2 separate regions of the Homo sapiens genome follow, and region 1 is linked to region 2. The links are chromatin loops, found by intact Hi-C in ENCODE. Cell type or tissue: K562. All regions are shown on one strand. Links, peaks and the distances in the headings refer to the core of each region. The heading gives the core; the rest is flanking DNA.

Region 1 (9,360 bases), core at 767-8,766, 950 kb after region 2:
AATTTCTATCCTCTTCCTCGAACAACTGGGATATACTATAATCAGCACAGATGACCCAGAAACAGTTTCCTCTTCAATCTTGCACTTGGAGAATTACAGCCACAAGAATCTGTAAGACTTATAATAACATGGTCTAAATAGTCACAGTTGGTGTTCTGCTGTTTTGTTTTGTTTTGAGACAGGATCTTACTCTGTTGCCCAGGCTGGAGTGCAGTGGCGCAATCTCGGCTCACTGCAACCTCTGCCTCCTGGGTTCAAGCAATTCTCCTGCCTCAGCCTCCCAAGTAGCTGGGATTACAGGCGCTTGCCACCACACCTGGCTAATTTTTGTATTTTCAGTAGAGACAGGTTTTCACCATGTTAGTCAGGCTGGCCTCAAACTCCTGACCTTGTGATCCGCCCGCCTTGGCCTCCCAAAGTGCTGGGATTACAGGTGTGAGCCACCACGTCCGGCTATAGTCACAGTTCATAAAGCACTTCACACTTTAACATTTGATTCAGCCTCCCACAAAATGACCTTGAGAGGCCAATAATGAAGGCACAATTCTCCCCCTTTCAAAGATGAAGAAACTGAGACCTGGAGAGGTGAAGTGATCTACCCAAGATGACAGAGCAGAGATCCTCAACTTCAGACTGACTCCAAAGCCAGTGCTCTCCTCCCATTGTTTCACATCCCTGCTGCCAACTAAACTGTAAATGCCCCTCAGACAAGGGCAATGTCGTATTTTCAAACTCCCAACACAGTGTCAGAACATGGTAAGCAACCAAAAAATGCCAGCTGTATTTAACTGAACAGTCTTCCAAGCCACAGCCCAAAGGGATCTTCGTAAATATACAAAGCCCACCTCACAAACAAGGCTGAGATCACATATGAAAACAATGTGATTGGGGGTCATCTTTATTACTTAAGTATCTCTATGTCCTCACAACAAAAAGCATTTCATACATATAAGAATAAGAACATCATTGTACAATTACCCAAGGCTCTCCCTTTCCCTTCCCTTCTGGAGCTGTTCTGACTAATAACACATTGTGTTCTTAGAGCAATTTTGTTTTACAAAGTGCTTTCACATATCTTATCTCATTTAGTTCTAAATGCCCTGAGAGAGGACACAGGAAGAAAATAGAAACTTAAATAAAACTCAACTGACATCTTTACTACTTGTTACAAATGCCTGTATTGTTTTTTAAAAGCCAACAAACCAACCAACCCGCTGGCCTAACGTGTACTACCTGTGGGACTGTAAATTAGTATAGCCTCTCTCCAAGAAAGCAATGTACTAGGAAAGATCAAAACGTAAATACGGGCACTTCTAAGTCAGTAATTTCACAGTAAGAATTTAGAGTTGAGTGCAAACAGACACGTGCAAAGCAGGCTGCATGCATCATTTTGTACAACAGCCCCAAATCTGTGAAAAACCCATCCCGAAGAGATGAGTCAAGAAAATAGTGGTAACTATCAACCAACGGCCTTGAAGCCATTAAAAATCACTGTCTTTGATTACCATGACAAGTTATAAATGCAAACAGGAGGTAACAAAAATACAGCACTTAAAGAGTATGGCCCATATATATAAAACTGTATGTGCAAGTAGAGGAATGTCCAGTATGTGATTTCAATGATTTCTATCTTTTGAGTACTTGTCTGATTTGAATCACTTCTTATTAAGCAAAAAAGGCCATCTGCACAACAGTAAAATGCTATTGGCTTAATTAGGTATGGGGATTACACGTGGATTTTATTTTTCCATGAAAATGAATCAATTACTGCAGTTACCATGAATAACTGAAAATCCCCCTGAAAAGAAAAGTATTTCCAAAGGCAGTAACAGAGAGGGCCTTCTACTGTATCAGGACCTGGATTTCATGCCCCAGCTGTGTCTGATAAAATATGCGACCACAAGCAGGTCACTTTACAACAGTACTAGAAACCTCAGGAATTCTCAACTATAAAATTATAGCGTCCAAAATTGTGATCAGTTAAGTCTATCTTTTTGCACTAGATTCATACCGATTCCCTCCCACTACTAAGTAGTACTCGAAATACTCCACCAAACTTGAACTCAAATATTCCTAGAATGTATACTATGTATTAGACATTAACATTGACCTACAATGACATAAATTCAGCCCCTACTCTTGTGGGGTTAATAGGGTGAGAGACATGTAAGCAAATAACTCCAGCACCTAAAAATAAAGTGCGAGGAGACCAGCCAACAGGGAGAAAGAGCCTGGCTCTGCCAGACGGGGTGAACAGGGTGACAGGCTTCAGACAAACACGGTGGGCTCCTCAGGCAATCCATTCACCAAGCAAGTAGAGGAATAAAATGCTGGGCTCAGCTGAAGCCCCGGATGTGTGAAGTGGATGGGTGGCAGGATAAGCCCAGAGTACATCAAGAAGGGCTGGGAACAAAGTTGGTTTAGATTCGATCCTGAGGACCAGAGAGCCACTAAAGAATTGTGTTCACATCATAATCAGATTTTTAATTTCAAGGACTATGTCTTCTTTAAACATCTTCGTGCACAGATTCAGTGCCACTCCAGTCTTAATTCTCAATCTATCCCTCTTTCCAATTCACCATCCAGGTGTATTTAGGAGTCAAGTGTTGGCTAATATAGGACAGAGGTAGAAGGTGATTACATCACCTTCTAATCCGTAAAGCCTTGTTCTGTTTCCCAATGTGCATCTGCTACTTGCTATCAGCTTGCTTTATTAAGAATCAAAGTGCAGAATTCATTTGATTCATTTATATCTGAGTCAGCTAGGAAGGCCGCCGGCAGGCCTGATGTCTCCAGGTTGGTGATTTCCAACTGGGTAATAATACCTTGAGCATTTGTGCAGCAGTATGCAGTTTACAAAGTGCTTTCACATCAAAAATTCCCCTGCCTCTCCCAGCAACAAGCCTGTGAAGTGCATGAAATAAGTTGTCCAGATGAGGAAATAGCTCAGCGAGGTTGTATAGCCTGCCTGGAGTCACACAGCCAGTTTAACACAAGGCCAAACTTGAAGTAGGCTCACATTCCCAACCTTGTCCATTACTGCAGAGGTACCCCATATATTCACAAGCCTGTCCAAATCTGAGGCATTTCATTACTTAGGTCCATTTAGTAGCAGTAATAAGGCATATACACAAAGCACAAAAGTCTGCTGCTTAACAGAATAAGCATTCACTCAGCCCCCTTCTGCAAACCTATAGAAGGACTAAATGCAAGAAACACATGCTCAGCCCTAATCCCTTCTCATTTCCTCCTGGCACCTGTTTCTGCCCCCACAGGCACCAAACACTCTAACAGCTGGCTGAAACCGAGAGAGAACCAACAGATAATACACTACCACTTCAGACCAAGCTCTCACCAAAATGGTGGCTGGGAAATAATGGAGACAGAACCACCAAGATTTTAAGAGATCAATAAACTGGGTGTCAGAAGATCTCCCACATTCTCCTGTCCCAGTAAACCAGGTCTCCAGGTAGACAAGAGTCACACAACCTATCCTTTTCACTCCTCCTCCTCACCTCCCCCGAAAAAAAGTTACTGTTAAGAATTCCTAATTGGGCCAGGCGCAGTGGCTCACGCCTGTAATCCCAGCACTTTGGGAGGCTGAGGCGGGCTGATCACAAGGTCAAGAGATAGAGACCATCCTGGCCAACAGGGTGAAACCCCGTCTCTACTAAAAATACAAAAATTAGCTGGGCATGGTCGTGTGTGCCTGTAGTCCCAGCTACTCGAGAGGATGAGGCAGGAAAATGAGATAGCGCCACTGTACTCCAGCCTGGCAACAAAGTGAGACTCGTCTCAAAAAAAAAAAAAAAAAAAAAGAATTCCTAGTTTACCAATGTGTATGACGGAAGACTCTTACTGGGAGTATGGAGGGGCAAAACTGTGGTTACACAGTGGTTGTTTTTGTGTGTTTTTGTGGTGTTTTTTTTTTGTTTTTTGTTTTGTTTTTTTTGGAGACAGAGTCTCACTCACCTCACTGCAACCTCCATCCTCCTCAAGTAATTCTCCTGCCTCGGCCTTCCAAGTAGCTGGGATTACAGGTGCCCACCACCACGCCTGGCTAACTTTTTTGCATTTTTAGTAGAGACGGAGTTTCACCATGTTGGCCAGGCTAGTCTAGAACTCCTGACCTGAAGTGATCCGCTCACCTCGGCCTTCGAAAGTGCTGGGATTACGGGCATGAGCCACCGCGCCCGGCCCTGTGGCTATGTATTTTGTTAACCTTCTAGGAGCATGGTAAATAAACACTGCTGTTGATAATATTTCAGTGTTCACTGGCCTTCCTCTTCATGGGTGGTGGAGCTTGACAGACTTACAAAATTAGAACTTAAAATCCAATTGAGACCTTTTAGGCAGCACCAGCTCTCAAGAATAGCTCTCAAAAACTTCTACCAGTAGGGTTCCTCTTTCTCTAACACCCGCATCTGTCCCATGATTATGTAAGTAATCATGTATAATGTTCCCATTACTCACACCGCCTCATTAACACATCTGGACAGCCTTTGTTTAATGGATGGCCCAGCCCCTAGTGAGGACTGAGGGCATATGATTTCCCCAGTGCTCCATGGTCCCCTAAGCCTCAAAGTCAGGGGCAATGATACAAGTACAAGAAAAAGTCAACAGCCCTGGGAAATCAAACTGGTTCCTGCAAGTCTGGAGAACTGCAGCCCACACTGGGCCTCAGATACACCCAAGAATGTGGTGGGGGCATTTGTAAAACTAGAAGAGCACAAACCATCCAGTCCCAAGGGACACGGGATGTCAGTCTTCCAATGATGACTCAAAGAGACAGCCAGCTGGGTATAAGGGGGTAGCTCCACCAACTGGTTCTTCAAAAAACAACAAATACAAACATGCAGGGAAGACGGACACTTCTGACAAAACTGCCCTCCCTTCCAACTTTCCCAAGCAAAAAGCCTCTCCAAAGGCTGCCAACAGTCCCTTTTACAACCTTTTCTTCTCCCCTTTTTGGGGCTCCACTGATCGTTCATGTTACTTCTATGTCCTCTGAACTCAAAAGGGGGGAGCAAATTCAGAAAACTAACCATCTGACTGGTTTTTCACCTTACTTGTCTCATCTATAAAATGGACTCAAAAACCCCTTTTCTCAGACAAACTCACAATGTAGGCGGTTATTTCAGAATTGACTGAGTCCTCTCTTCACAATCCCGTTAAGAGAAGTGGGTGTTGTGTCGTCATCTGGAGGTGTTTTCTATAATCCATGCTTTTCTGGGACATTTCTTCAAATGGAAAAAAGAACCCCAGTAGAGGTGGGCAGCACCCTTAAAATAGTAAAATCTGTGGCAAGACAAACTGTGGTACAAGTGTAAAAAAAAAACCAGAAACCCAGAGTGGTAGTCGAGCTGCCAGTCGCTGCTCACGCAGGAATGATCTATACTTTGCCCTCTGGAACAATCTGCGTGGGCTCTTTCCTACAGCCTAAGAGAGCAAGAAAGACAAAAGCCACCTGCAAGAAGTGACAGGAACAGGAAGTCCTGGAAACATGAGTCTTCCACCAAGAGCAAAATGACAGGTCAGCTCCACTTTCGATAATTTTATTCTGAATCAGAACTGCATTTTAAAAATCCTTATTTGGCCAGGCACGGTGGCTCACGCCTGTAATTCCAACACTTTGGGAGGCTGAGGTGGGCAGATCATGAGGTCAGGAGTTCAATACCAGCCTGGCCAACATAGTGAAACCCCGTCTTTACTAAAAATACAAAAATGAGCCGGGTGTGGTGGCACACGCTGGTTAGTCCCAGCTACTCGGGAGGCTGAGGCGGGAGAATAGCTTGAACCCAGGAGCTGGAGGCTGCAGTGAACAGAGACCACGCCACTGCACTCCAGCCTGGGTGAGAGAGAGAGACTCCTCTGTCTCAAAAAAAAAAATCCTTATTAAAAAAACCTGAAGCTGGCAGAAGGTTATAGGATTGTCTGAAGTCCCAAGAAAGATTAAAACCTAGAAGGATAATGAGAATAAAATCTCGCTCACTCTTCTTCTACAAAAATGTAGACAGATACCACGGAGTTCTCACCTCCTAGAATAAAAGATGCCTGCAAGGGTGAGGCAAGTATGGAAAAGGTTTATGGACAAAAGGAATCAGAAAAACAAAGACTGGGGGCCTGGAAAAGCAATTGAGGCTTGTCTTAGGGAGTCACAGGATATAAAGAGTACAGTTATCTGGAGGACGGAAAAAAAACGAAAGATAATTGAGCACATGAAAAAACAGATTCATTTGGTTTCATTTTTATTAACAGGTAAGGCTTAAGGATTTAAAATGGAACAGACCTTCCACAATATCTCATAAGTAAAACAATATATAATTAAAGTTGCCAGATTACAAGATAGAAGCTTCTGAACTCCATGAATTAGGTGCAAAATTACTAATCTTTCTGCTCCCTGCCACTCAGTAAATGGCACAATTATTTTAACTCCAAAAGTAATACAATCACCTCAGTAGGACTACTTTAAACTGATCCACACTTTACATGTTACATGGCATGAAGCAGACAGGGAGTCCAGTTTAGCATGCGGGGATTAAGGCTAAACACAGTTGGAAGCACTCTTATCAGAGATGACAAGAACCAGAAGTTGGTTAGTTAATGGGAACAAGTTTGTTAGATAACAAACAATTTTTAAAAAAAAAAGGTATTCCCTAACATTTTGTATTAACTGACAGACAAATCTACTTTTAATTACGGTTTTTTTGATATGAGGCCATGGGTCTTCTTTCTGAGCTTAAGTCTCTGAACGTTCTGTTGTTCTACATTATGCTGTTTTGATTGTTGGGGAAGTCTGGGCATAACTGAAGTTTGGTTCTTAAAAGGGAATCACTTGCAAAGCAATGTGTGTGGACAGTCCTTTCAGATTTTCCCAAACATCTTAAAAATGTCTGGCCCACATTTTTTTTTGAATGGAGTCTCACTCTTTTGCCCAGGCTGGAACGCAGTGGCAGGATCTCAGCTCACTGCAACCTCCGCCTCCCAGGTTCAAGCGGCTCACTGCAACCTCCGCCTCCCAGGTTCAAGCGGCTCACCGCAACCTCCGCCTCCTGGGTTCAAGTAATTCTGCTGCCTCAGCCTCCCGAGTAGCTGGGATTACAGGCATGCGCCACCATGCCCGGGTAATTTTTGTATTTTTAGTAGAGACGGGGTTTCACCATGTTGGTCAGGCTGGGCTTGAACTCCTGACCCTCATGATCCGCCCACCTCAGCCTCCCAAAGTGCTGGGATTACAGGCATGAGCCACCACGCTCTTTTTCACACTGTTTCAAGGTTGACATAATACTTAACTGTAATTACAATAATAAGCCCAACTGGAATAACCAGATTTGGGAACAAACAACTGACACTTGGCAAGACTTCTGGGTGAAAGCCAAAGGGGACAGAGGTACATCCCAGAGGTGGCCAGGACCTGTATCCTGGGATATCAGTCAGGACATACTGCAGCCAACAGGGCAAGCAGGATGGGTAGACAAAAGGTGGTTAGTAGAGCTGCTACTACTGTAATCCTGGGGGAGACGTGGACCAGTAACATCAGGATGATCAGAGCAATGCAGCCAGAATTCAGACAATGTCAGGAGTGTGAGTCCTCACACCATCATGAGCAAGGGCAAACCACTAGCTTAAAAATGTTCAGCTGGCTGGGTGCAGTGGCTCACGCCTGTAATCCCAGCACTTTGGGAGGCCAAGGCGGGCAGATCACCTGAGGTCAGGAGTTCAAGACCAGCTAGGCCAATATGGTGAAATGAAACTCCATCTCTACTAAAATACAAAAATTAGCCGGACATGATAGGGGGTGCCTGTAATCCCACCTACTCGGGAGGCTGAGACAGGAGAATCGATTGAACCCGGAAGACAGTGGTTGCAGTGAGGAACCACTGCGTTCCAGCCTGGGTGGCTGAGCAAGACCCTGTCTCAAAAAAAAAAGGAAACAAAAAAACAAATGCTCTCTAGGTTAGCCTTCACCAAGTGTTTTAACGAACTACGCTTTTAATATGACATTCTCGTGTCTTCTCTGAAAAAAAAAAAAAAGTTCCATTTTGAAGGTAACAGACACCAATTATATACTCCAAAAGATTGTCTTGTTCTGAAGGAGGAAAGTTTAACATTTGGAGTACGGTATATATTAACACTGGAGTTATTTCCAAGGCACTTGGAAGTGCGTCAATAGCCTTCAGCCCAGCAACAGGGACTGGTTTAACCCACTATGAGGAAACAGGCATTACCGAGTACCAAATAATTCTAGTTGTCTATTTGGGCCAGTGGCTACAGGGACACACAAGTTAGGTATTAGCCTACTGTAAAATAATATAACCTGGATAATAAACCAAGTTGGATTACTTGTCGACATAATTTTTCTTTCAAATTTTAGTGACACTTTGGACTTCATTGTGTCTTCCTTCCATACTGTCCCTGTACAGTGATAGGAGCTAAACTGCCACTGCCCTGCACCTAAGTAACACAGAGCAAGATTTTCCACTACTAGAAACAAGTAACTGAAAAGCCACGTAAACATCCCAGGAAAGAAAAAATACAGCAATAAAATAACGTGCAAATTTCCCCACCACCCCACCAACTGTAAAATAACGTGACTGAACAATTTGTGATGAATAAGTTTTAAAACAAAAAACCTCATAAATCCAACCACTGTATATTTTGTGTTCTTCCTACTTTTTTCTTTGTAATTTTACGTAGTTGTAATTATAGTAAATCCTTTTGAAGCTTATAACAAAAACTTTTTCCAATTTTTAAATCATACACTTTCAAATCAGAAAATTAGATACTTAAAACTTACAGCCTAGTGGTACAAATTCTGCTTGAGCTGTCCTAGAAAATCAAACTGGCAATTTGTTTTCATGCTAACTACAGGAATTACTATCTTCATAAGGCAGAGATTCTCTATTTCAAACTGATACCTGATCAAATAGTGGTGAAGCCCCAGTATCCTATCTGTTATTCTCCCTAGGAATAACCAGGCAGTGGAATGATGGAAACGGCAGAAAATATCTCTAGAGCAAAACATGCAACTGTTTTTATTGTCCAAGTCGATTGGGGCTTTCAAAGGCAAATGTTTTCAGTTATTTAAGGTATTGCAGTGGGAGTCGTGCTCAACACAATTAAGACAGGATTACACTGCAACTTATGAGTTTCTCAAGGACATCATTTATTACGAAATATAACAATCATTTCTCCCAAAGCCTACTATCGACAATCGCACCCCCAACTCTGCTTTGCTAAGGTAATAAACTAAATGGCAACTCAGCAGGCATCCCGGGCTTTTGAGACCAATTGTGGGAAACGTGCTGCCTTCCACCAGCTCAAGTAATAATGCCACCTTACTTATAAAGAGGCATACTG
Region 2 (9,360 bases), core at 986-8,985:
CAGCTAACACCTTGGTCATGTCCTTCTTTTTCATTGAAAGCAAAAATTTAGAAATCCAAGTTGCTAAATGATTTGTACCCAATGGTAAAATGCATCTCTTTTCCCGATACTCACATGAATATTTCAAAGAGCATCCAGAGATTCTATATGCCAGAGCAATGCAACACCATGAAGATAGGTTGGGCACGAGGGATACCTTTCTTTTGGGAAGCTGAGAACCTTATCTGTGCACTGATAAGAGGGCATGGATGAAAAAAAAATTGACTTTCCATCACTGGTATTCTCAGGTCAGTTTCAAAAAAGAGAGTGGATGCAAGTTGAACATATTGATGGAAATGGATTCCCTTTTATTATTTATTTATTTATTGAGATGGAGTCTTGCTGTCACCCAGGCTGGAATGCAGTGGCGTGATCTCAGCTCACTGCCAACCTCTGCCGCTGGGTTCAAGCAAATCTCGTGCCTCAGCCTCCAGAGTATCTGGGATTACAGGCGCACAACACCATGCCTGGCTATTTTTTTTGTATTTTTAGTAGAGACAGAGGTTTCTCCATGTTGTCCAGGCTGGCCTCAAACTCCTGACCTCAGGTGATCTGCCTGCCTTGGCCTCCCAAAGTGCTGGGATTACAGGCGTGAGCCACTGCGCCCAGCCACCCAGGGGTGCATACACCCCATTGTGAAGCCTGCAGTATTAAAATTTAATACCTGAGCCCATGAGAGGACAGATTTCAGAAATTTCTCTCTCATAGTTCTGGAGAGTAGGAAGTCTGAGATCATGGGTCCAGCTGATTTGATTTTTGGAGAGGGTTCTCTTCCTGGATTCCAGACAGATGCCTTCTTGCTGTGTCCCCACAGAGTAGGGAGAAAGAGAGGAAGAGAGAGTCAGAGAAACAGAGAGAGAGATAAAGAGATAGATAGAGAGAGGGAGATAGAGAGAGGAGACAGAGAAAGAGAGCTCATGCTAGCTCTCTGGTGTCTCTTAAAAGGGCTAGGCTGGGCATGGTGGCTCACACATGTGATCCCAGCACTTTGAGAGGCCAAGGAGGGCCGATCACTTGAGGTTAGGAGTTCGAGACCAGCCTGGCCAACATGGTGAAACCCCATCTCTACTAAAAATACAAAAATTAGCTGGGCGTGGTGGCACGTGTCTGTAATCCTAGCTATTCGCAAGGCTGAGGCAGGAGAATCACTTGAACCTGTGAGGCGGAGGTTGCAGTGAGCTGAGATCAGGCCACTGCACTCCACTCCAGCCTGGGCAACAGAGCAAGACTCCATCTCAAAAAAAAAAAAAAAAAACAAGAAGATTAAACAAGATAATGGATGTATATCAGGGGTCCCCAATCCCTGGGCTGTGGACTGGTACCTGTCCATGGCCTGTCAGGAACTGGGCCACATAGCAGGAAGTAAGTGGACGAAGGAGCATTACCACCTGAACTCAGCCTTCTGTCAGGTCAGTGGCAGCATTAGATTCTCAGGAGCACAAACCCTATTGTGAACTAGGTTTTGTGCTCCTTATGAGAATCTAATGCCTGATGATCTGTCACTGTCTCCCATCACCCCTAAATGGGACCCTCTAATTGCAGGAAAACAAGCTCAGGGATCCCACTGATTCTACATTATGATCAGTTGTATAGTTATTTCATTATATATTACAATATAATAATAACAGAAATAAAGTGCACAATAAATGTAATGCTCTTGAATCATCCCCAAACCATCCCCCATTCCTGTCAGTGGAAAAGTCGTCTTCCGTGAAACTGGTCCCTGGTGCCAGAAAGGTTGGGGACTGCTAATGTCATAGTCTTTATGACTATGCCCAGCACATAGCATTTAATAAATGGAAGCTGTAATATAATAATATATCATTATTATTTTATATGAAAATAAACTCAGATGTATGAACGAGTATTGTGAAAATGCGCATATGTGTTAAAGATAAAACACGGACTTCATTCAGATTCCACGGTCCCCATCTTGGGCTTCTTCCACCGAGACCCCTGGAAGAAGCAGCGTTTGCCATCCTTGGGGAAGCTCTAGTATAAGCCTTTTCCTTATGTTAAAATGCCAAAACCTCTGTGAAAAGTAAGGATATTTATTTAGTGTGTCTCTGATCTTTACCTGAGCTGAAATTTTGTCGGACACAGAAGAGAGAAAGCAAGCATGAAGGTTCTGTGAGCTGGGGCAGGGACTGGGGAACCCACGGGTAGAGAAGGCAATTTGCAGCATGAAATAGAGAAACTCCAAGACTTACACCCCACTTTTCCCATTTCTCGGTGTGACCCAGGGTCTTGTCTCTACCTCTGTGTTTTCTCACCTCTTTTGTTGCATTAGTCAAATGCTGTGTCCTTTAAATCCACGGCATGTCTCCCTCCCTTGTTGCCCTGGAAATGGCTTCTGTTATCCAGCCAGAGAGTTTTATTGATTTCTCTGCCTTCTTTCAACCCCACCTTAAAAACAAGCACAATGCCATAAAATGAAATTCTTGTGTTTTAAGAAGTCTTCCTTGAGAAACTTGAACACTTACAAATAAGCTTATTTACTCGCTTTCCCTTTAGTAATAAAACAACTCTTTCTTTGTTGCACATTGCTTCCTCTATCTATAATCAAATTTAAGACTGCTTTTACTTTTTTTGTAGCATCTAGTACTATATTTGATTGAATGTATTTGTTTAATACATTTATGTTAATGTTAAAACACATTCTGGCATCTGTCCTGCCTCTGGTGGATAGTTTAATACAGAGATTTTTTTTTTTTTTTTTTTTTGAGACAAGGTCTTGCTCTGTGGTCCAGGCTGGAGTGCAGTAGTGCAATCACAGCTCGCTGCAGCCTTGGACTCCTGGGCTTAAGGGATCCTCCCAAGTTAGCCTCTTGAGTACCTGGAACTACAGGTGCATGCCACCATGCCCAGGTAATTTGTTAATTTTTGGGGGGTTGGAGGGAAAGGATCTCACTCCATTGCCCAGGCTGGAGTGCAGTGCACAATTACAGCTCACTGCAACCTCAAACTTCCAGACTGAAACGATCCTCCTGCCTCAGCCTCCCTAGTAGCTGGGACTACAGGCATACTGCCTGGCAATTTTTTGTACTTTTTGTAGAGACAAGGTTTTGCCATGTAGCAGCCCAGGCTGGTCTTGAACTCCTGGGCTCAAGCAATCCTCCCACTTCAGCACCTCCCAAAGTGCTGGGATTACAGGCATGAGCCAGCACGGGTGGCCTGAGAGATGTAATGCAAAACCCTGACTACACACAGTGCTGCCATATCAAAGAAGGAATTCCATGTTTTAGGTGGCGAGTTACTCATTTAAAGTAATGTTTCACATAATAGAATTCTGGTACAGTGAAGCCTAACATTAGACCCAACATACAATAACCTGAGCTTTGAAATGTCTTAGAATAACTATATTTCACATTTGGAAGAATTCTCAGAGATCACTGAAGCCTTCAGTTCTTAGGGATAATTAATTTAATCAAGAGAGGAAACAATTTCAACAACCAAAAGCTACTTCCTATCTTAAAAAGGAAATAGCAAATTATGCTAACACCTGATTGATTGATAAAAACAGATGTGCACATATCTCTATTCCTAATATTAGTATTATTAAGTCCACCTGCACACTAAAGTTCCAGGATCTGTGTGTACCAGTGGCAGTGCCCTGCCCTCCCTGTCGTGGAGATGCTCCCAACTTGTTCTCTTTAGTGCTTCTGTAATCAGTGGAAAGGAGCTAAAATAAATGCTTCTTCATGTCCCCACTCCTCCAGGAGGCGTGCACATCCTCCCCTCTATTCAGGAGAGATACTTGTCCCCAGGGCTGGGCTGGAGCGGTGAGCTGGTGTGTGGACACACATGGAAGCTTGTCCTTTTGAGGATCTTCCTTCCCACTTCTCTCTGAGACCTCCTACCTCTACCTATCCAGGCCCTTTTTCTCATTTGAGTAATTCACCTCTCTAACTCCTCTTTCTCCTTTCCCCAGCCCTGGTATTTCCTAGATTCATGGACAGCAAAAGCATGTTCCATGGGCTGATTCTCATCTTTCTCACCCTTAGTTCGACTAGTTCTTTGACTATTTTTTTTTTTAAACAGTCTCGCTCTGTTGCCCAGGCTGGAGTGCATCCAGTGGCACGATCTCAGCTCACTGCAACCTCCGCCTCCTGGGTTCAAGCGATTCTCGTGCCTCAGCCTCCCAACAGGGGTGCGTCACCACGTCCAGCTATTTTTGTGTGTGTTTTTAGTAGAGATGGGGTTTGACATATTGGCCAGGCTAATCTTGAACTCCTGGCCCAAGCAACCCACCAGCCTCAGCCTCTCAAAGTGCTGGGATTGAGCCACTGCGCCCGTCCTGAATCTTGGTTTTTATTTAGTAGTGGGCTAAGGGAGGGTACCCTGGGGTTAATGAAGGAAATACACACAAATCCCCAAAAGATATTATTTCAAAATATAACTCTCCTAAAAGAGTTTTTATAAGTTAGATAATTTTATTATTTATTTATTTATTTATGTGAGATGAAGTCTCGCTCTGTTGCCAGGCTGGAGTGCAGTGGTGCAATCTTGGCTCACTGCAACCTCCGCCTCCCGGGTTCAAGCGATTCTCCTGCCTCAGCCTCCCGAGTAGCTGGGACTACAGGTGCACGCCACCACACCTGGCTAATTTTTGTATTTTTAGTAGAGATGGGGTTTCACTAAGTTGGCCAGGCTGGTCTCAAAGTCCTGACCTCAGGTGATCCACCCACGTTGGCCTCCCAAAGTGCTGGGATTAGAGGCATGAGCCACCGCGCCTGGCCAAATTAGATCATTTTAGAGCTGAAAAAGCTTAGAAATTATTAGTCCAATTCTTTCATTTGTTAACGGGAAAACGGAGGTCAGAGATGTTGAAGGACTTGCCCGAAGTCACCTAGTTAGTGGCAGAGGCTGTGTCACGGAGTCCATATCTCCAAGCTTTCAGGCCAGCATTATTTCCTGAGCATTGCACTGTCTCTTATGTCAGGACTCAATTATTACATTAAAAGTTCCCAATCAACTGTAATTTATACGGGCTTTTAGAATACTTATAAAAACTGTATAGTCTTAGTACGTATGTCAAAAGAACTTGAATATTCTAAATTAAGCCCCACATTTTTCAAGGAATTCGGAAGGGAATATTTCTTGCTCATTCCAGATAGTTGGTTACTTGCCACCAAATTGAAGAAGTGGCTTAGCAGAGATGGTTGCTCTCAGTGAAAGTGGATCCGTACTCATTATTTCTTCCTGGCCTTAGATGTCAGCAGCCTATTTTAATTCACTTAAACCTTCATGTGTCACATCCTGTCTGGACCTCAGGGTTTCTGGAAGAAACAGAAAATAGGATTCAAATAGCCAGGCTTCCGGTCTGGAATAAGGATGCTGTGGTGTAGTGTGCTGTGTTTACCACTAGAGGGCACCTTTTCCCTTGCTTTGGAATCGAGTTTTTCAGAAACTGGAGTTTGCAATCCTCTGTATCTGTCCCTGTGTCCACACGTTAGTAAATTTTTGGTGGCTCAAATGAAATGCTCTTCCCGTACAACAATGGCACTCTGCAATCCTTAACAGATGTGATTGCTGATGGGGATAGTTACAATTCATTCTAGTCAATTAAGAGGAAATTGATGAGGGTGATACTGCCCAGGGGTGAGCAGAAAGAAGTCTAAATGTTTGGATTGGAAAAGGACTAAGAAGAGCTAATACCCTATGCTTTGGTTGTCTGCTTTAGAAGGAAAGCGTTCAGAATAATAATATGATTTAACAAGACAAATAGGGCAGACATATAGGATAAGCCTCATCCTACACAGGTGTGTAGCTAGCAGCCACCTGGTACATTCAAATTCTACTGAGGAAGAAAGGCAGACAAATACTGGGTTTAAAATATCTATCTGGCCAGATTCAGTAACTCAGACCTGTAATTCCAACACTTTGGGACACCAAGGTGGGTGGACCACTTGAGCCCAGGAGTTCAAGACCAGCCTCGATAACATGGCGAGACTTCATCTCTACAAAAAGTACAAAAATTAGCCAGGTGTAGTGGCACACACTTGTAGTTTCCACTCTTTGGGAGGCCAAAGCAGGAGGATTGCTGGAGGGTGGGAGGTGGAGGCTGCAGTGAGATGTGTCACATCACTGCACTCCTGAGGCACTGGGCGGGGCTCAGCAGCTTGTTACAATGTTTATTTTAATTAGATTCTAGCAATTGCAGCCTGTGCAGTGTAGATGTCCTAGGGCTGCCATTGTCTGCCATTCAGGGAACTTGGAATTAGAGCTCTTTGCAGAGATCTTGTGGGCATTAGGGAGAGGAGAAGAGGGGATGGAGTTATGTTTGAAAGTATGAGGAGCCAGTGGAAAAGCTAGGTTCTTGACTATGCCTGATTGGCCAATGACATGGCCACAGTTTGGTAACTGGCTGTGCAGATCCAGATTCTGGGTAGCAACAGCCCTGTACATCTGGCAACACTATGGCGTGTCTCTGTGGCAGCTTATTTTGAGCGTCACGGCTATTACCCAGAGTCAGGAGTAATGTCTTTCATTCTGAGACATCTAAACCCCCAACCACAGGCATGTTTTCTTCCAGGGCAGAGGGCAAATGCAATTACATCTGTGACCAATTTGCACAGCTGGGAGCTCAGCCTCCTGACAGAAACATTTATTTGAGATTCAAGTCTCTAGGGAGCTGGGTCACCAGACAGGAAGTAAGGTCCAGCAAGCATGTGTTGTCTACTATGTGAATGCTTGTTAGGCTGGGCCAGGAGAACAAAACAAAACAACACAAAATGTCAACTTAAGCTTTTAGAAGCAAAAAATCAGCCTTTTCTGTCTACAAACCAGGTTTCTCAGGGCATAGAGGAAAATAAGAATATCCAAATAAGACGGTTGCCATTGACCCCAGTACAAACATAGCATGCACATGGGACATGGAACTCGTGGAAGGGGCAGCTGCCTGGGAGTCAAAGTCCTGGTTTCCAGTTGTGGTTCTACCACTGTGAACTGTGGCATCCTGGGCAAGTCACTTTGCTCAGGCTTTTTATTTTGCAGGATTTTTGTGTCATTCTTGCTCAGAGGCCATGGTAGTCTTCTCCGTATCATTCCAATTTTTAGTATATGTGCTGCTGAAACGAGCACTTTTTTCTTTCTTGCTTGCTTGCTTTTTTTTTTTTTTTTTTTTTTTTTTTTTTGAGACTGGGTCTCACTCTGTCACCCAGGCTGGAGTGCAGTGGTGCGATCACAGCTCACTGCAGCTTTGACCTCCCAGGCTCATGCAATCCTTCCATCAGCCTCCCCAGTAGCTGGAACTACAGGCCTTTTCTGGAGCTGGAAGATAAAGAAAACCAACATGAAAGCATTGAATAGACAAATCCAGAGACCAGCCTAATGATTCTATTTAGTATTTACCCACAGGACAATGTCTCTGGATTGTATTTATTTATATTGTCTCCCAATGGCTTTATTGAGACATAATTCACAGATCATACAATTCACCAATTTAGAATGTACAAGTCAGTGGCTTTTCATATATTCATAGAGTTGTGCAGCCATCATCACACCAATTTTAAAACATTTTTATAACCCAAAAAAGAAACCTGCCACACTCCTTATTTATCAGCCATCACTCCTCAGGGCCTTCCCTGATTCCTTCCAGCCTTAGGCAACCAATGATCTACTCTCTGTTTCTACAGATTTGCCTATTCTGGACATTTCTTATAAATGGAATAATACAATATGTTGTCTTTAGTGACTGGCTTCCTTCACTTAGTGACTGATTTCCTTCACTTAGCATAATCTTTTCAAAGTTCATCCATACCGTAGCATGTATCAGTACTTCGTTTCTTTTTACTTCCAAAAAGTATACAATTATATGGAAATACCATACTGTGTTTATTCATTTGTCCATTGATGGACATTTGGGCCGTTTCTACCTTTTAGCTCTTATGAACAATATTCTGTGAACACTGGTGGACAAGTTTATGTGTGAACATATGTTTTCATTTCTTTTGGGTATATACCTAAGAATAGAGTTGCTGGCTCATACAGTAACTTTGTGTTTAACCTTTCATGTAACTGCCAGACTGCTTTCGAAGGCAGCTGCACCACTTTATTTTATTTTAAAAAATATGTTTATTTTAGATTCAGGGAGTACATGTACAGGTTTGTTACATGTATATATTGCATGATGCTGATTTGGGTTTCTGCTGAACCCATCACCTAAATACTGAACATAGTACCTAACAGGTAGTTTTTCAACCCTTGCCTCCCATCCTCATTCACCACTTTGGAGTTCCCAGTGCCTATTGTTCCCATCTTTATGTCCATGTGTACCCAATGTTTAGCTCTGACTTATAAGTGAGAACATGTAGTATTTGGTTTTTTGTTTCTGTGTTTAATTCACTTAGAATAATAGCCTCCAGCTGCATCCATGTTGCTGCAAAGGACATGATCTCATTCTTTTTTATGGTTATATAGTATTCCATGGAGGTGCACAATTAATTATATATTCCAATGAGCAGTGTATGAGAGTTCTAATTTTGCCACTTCCTTGTCAATACTTGTTATTTCTGTTTCATAAAAATTTTAGCCATCTTAATGGGTGTGAGATGACATTTAATTATGGTTTTGATTTGCATTCCCTGATGGCTAATGATGTTGAGCATCTTTTCATGCACTTATTGGCCATGCATTTATCTTCCTTAGAGAAATGTCTATTTAGATTTTTGCCCATTTTTTAGTTATTTGGTGTTTTGGTGTTGAGCTGTGATACGTGTAATATTATCTGCACATTTTTTCTCTTATTCATTGTAGGCTTGTCTCTTCATTTTCTTGATGGTGTCTTTGGAAGGACAAAAGTTTTTTAGCTGAATTGTGTGCAATTAATCTATTTTTTTCTTTAATTGCTCATGCTTTTGGTGTCATATCCAAGAAACCATTGTCAAGTCCAAGGTCACGAAAATTTACACCCCTGTTTTCTTCTAAGAGTTTTATTGGATTAACTCTTACGTTTTGGTCTTTTCTCTATTCTGAATTTGTACACATTGTGAGACAGGTCCAGCTTCATTTTTTTTTTTTGACATGTGTATATCCAGTTGTCCCAGGATCATTTGTTGAAAAGACTATTCTTTCTCCACTGAATGGTCTTGACACCCTTGTTGAAAGTCAATTAACTGTAAATGTGAAAGTTTATTTCTGGACTCTCAATTCTACTACACTGATCTATATACATCTACCCTATGCCAGGACCACACTATTTTGATTACTATGGCTTTGTACACATGTTGAAGTTGGGAAGTGTGACTCCTCCAATTTTGTTCTTTGTTGAAGATTATTTTGTTTTTTCTGGGTTTCTTGAATTTTGATATAAATTTTACA

The links. Peaks named below come from ENCODE experiments on the same cell type or tissue, not always from the same donor. Only the 100,000 strongest peaks of a DNase experiment are listed, where the experiment ranks them.
Region 1: a loop joins it to region 2, with 4 times the contacts of the local background. A loop is called at or near these places in 3 of 110 quality-filtered maps.

The regions. Positions count from the first base shown.
Region 1 is chr6:15,249,597-15,258,956 of GRCh38, reverse strand. The region is part of intron 1 of JARID2 (jumonji and AT-rich interaction domain containing 2); the gene reads right to left. Among named protein-coding and RNA genes, the nearest start is that of JARID2-AS1, 5.6 kb to the right of the region's middle. RefSeq lists enhancers at 4,440-4,509, 6,542-7,317, 9,006-9,360. In K562, for the core only: a CTCF peak has its summit at 4,824 (motif pointing left); DNase peaks (open chromatin) are centred at 4,796 and 6,516.
Region 2 is chr6:16,202,776-16,212,135 of GRCh38, reverse strand. It overlaps the pseudogene RNU6-1114P. Among named protein-coding and RNA genes, the nearest start is that of GMPR, 31 kb to the left of the region's middle. RefSeq lists enhancers at 6,102-6,311, 6,522-6,611. In K562, for the core only: a CTCF peak has its summit at 5,401 (motif pointing right); a DNase peak (open chromatin) is centred at 5,395.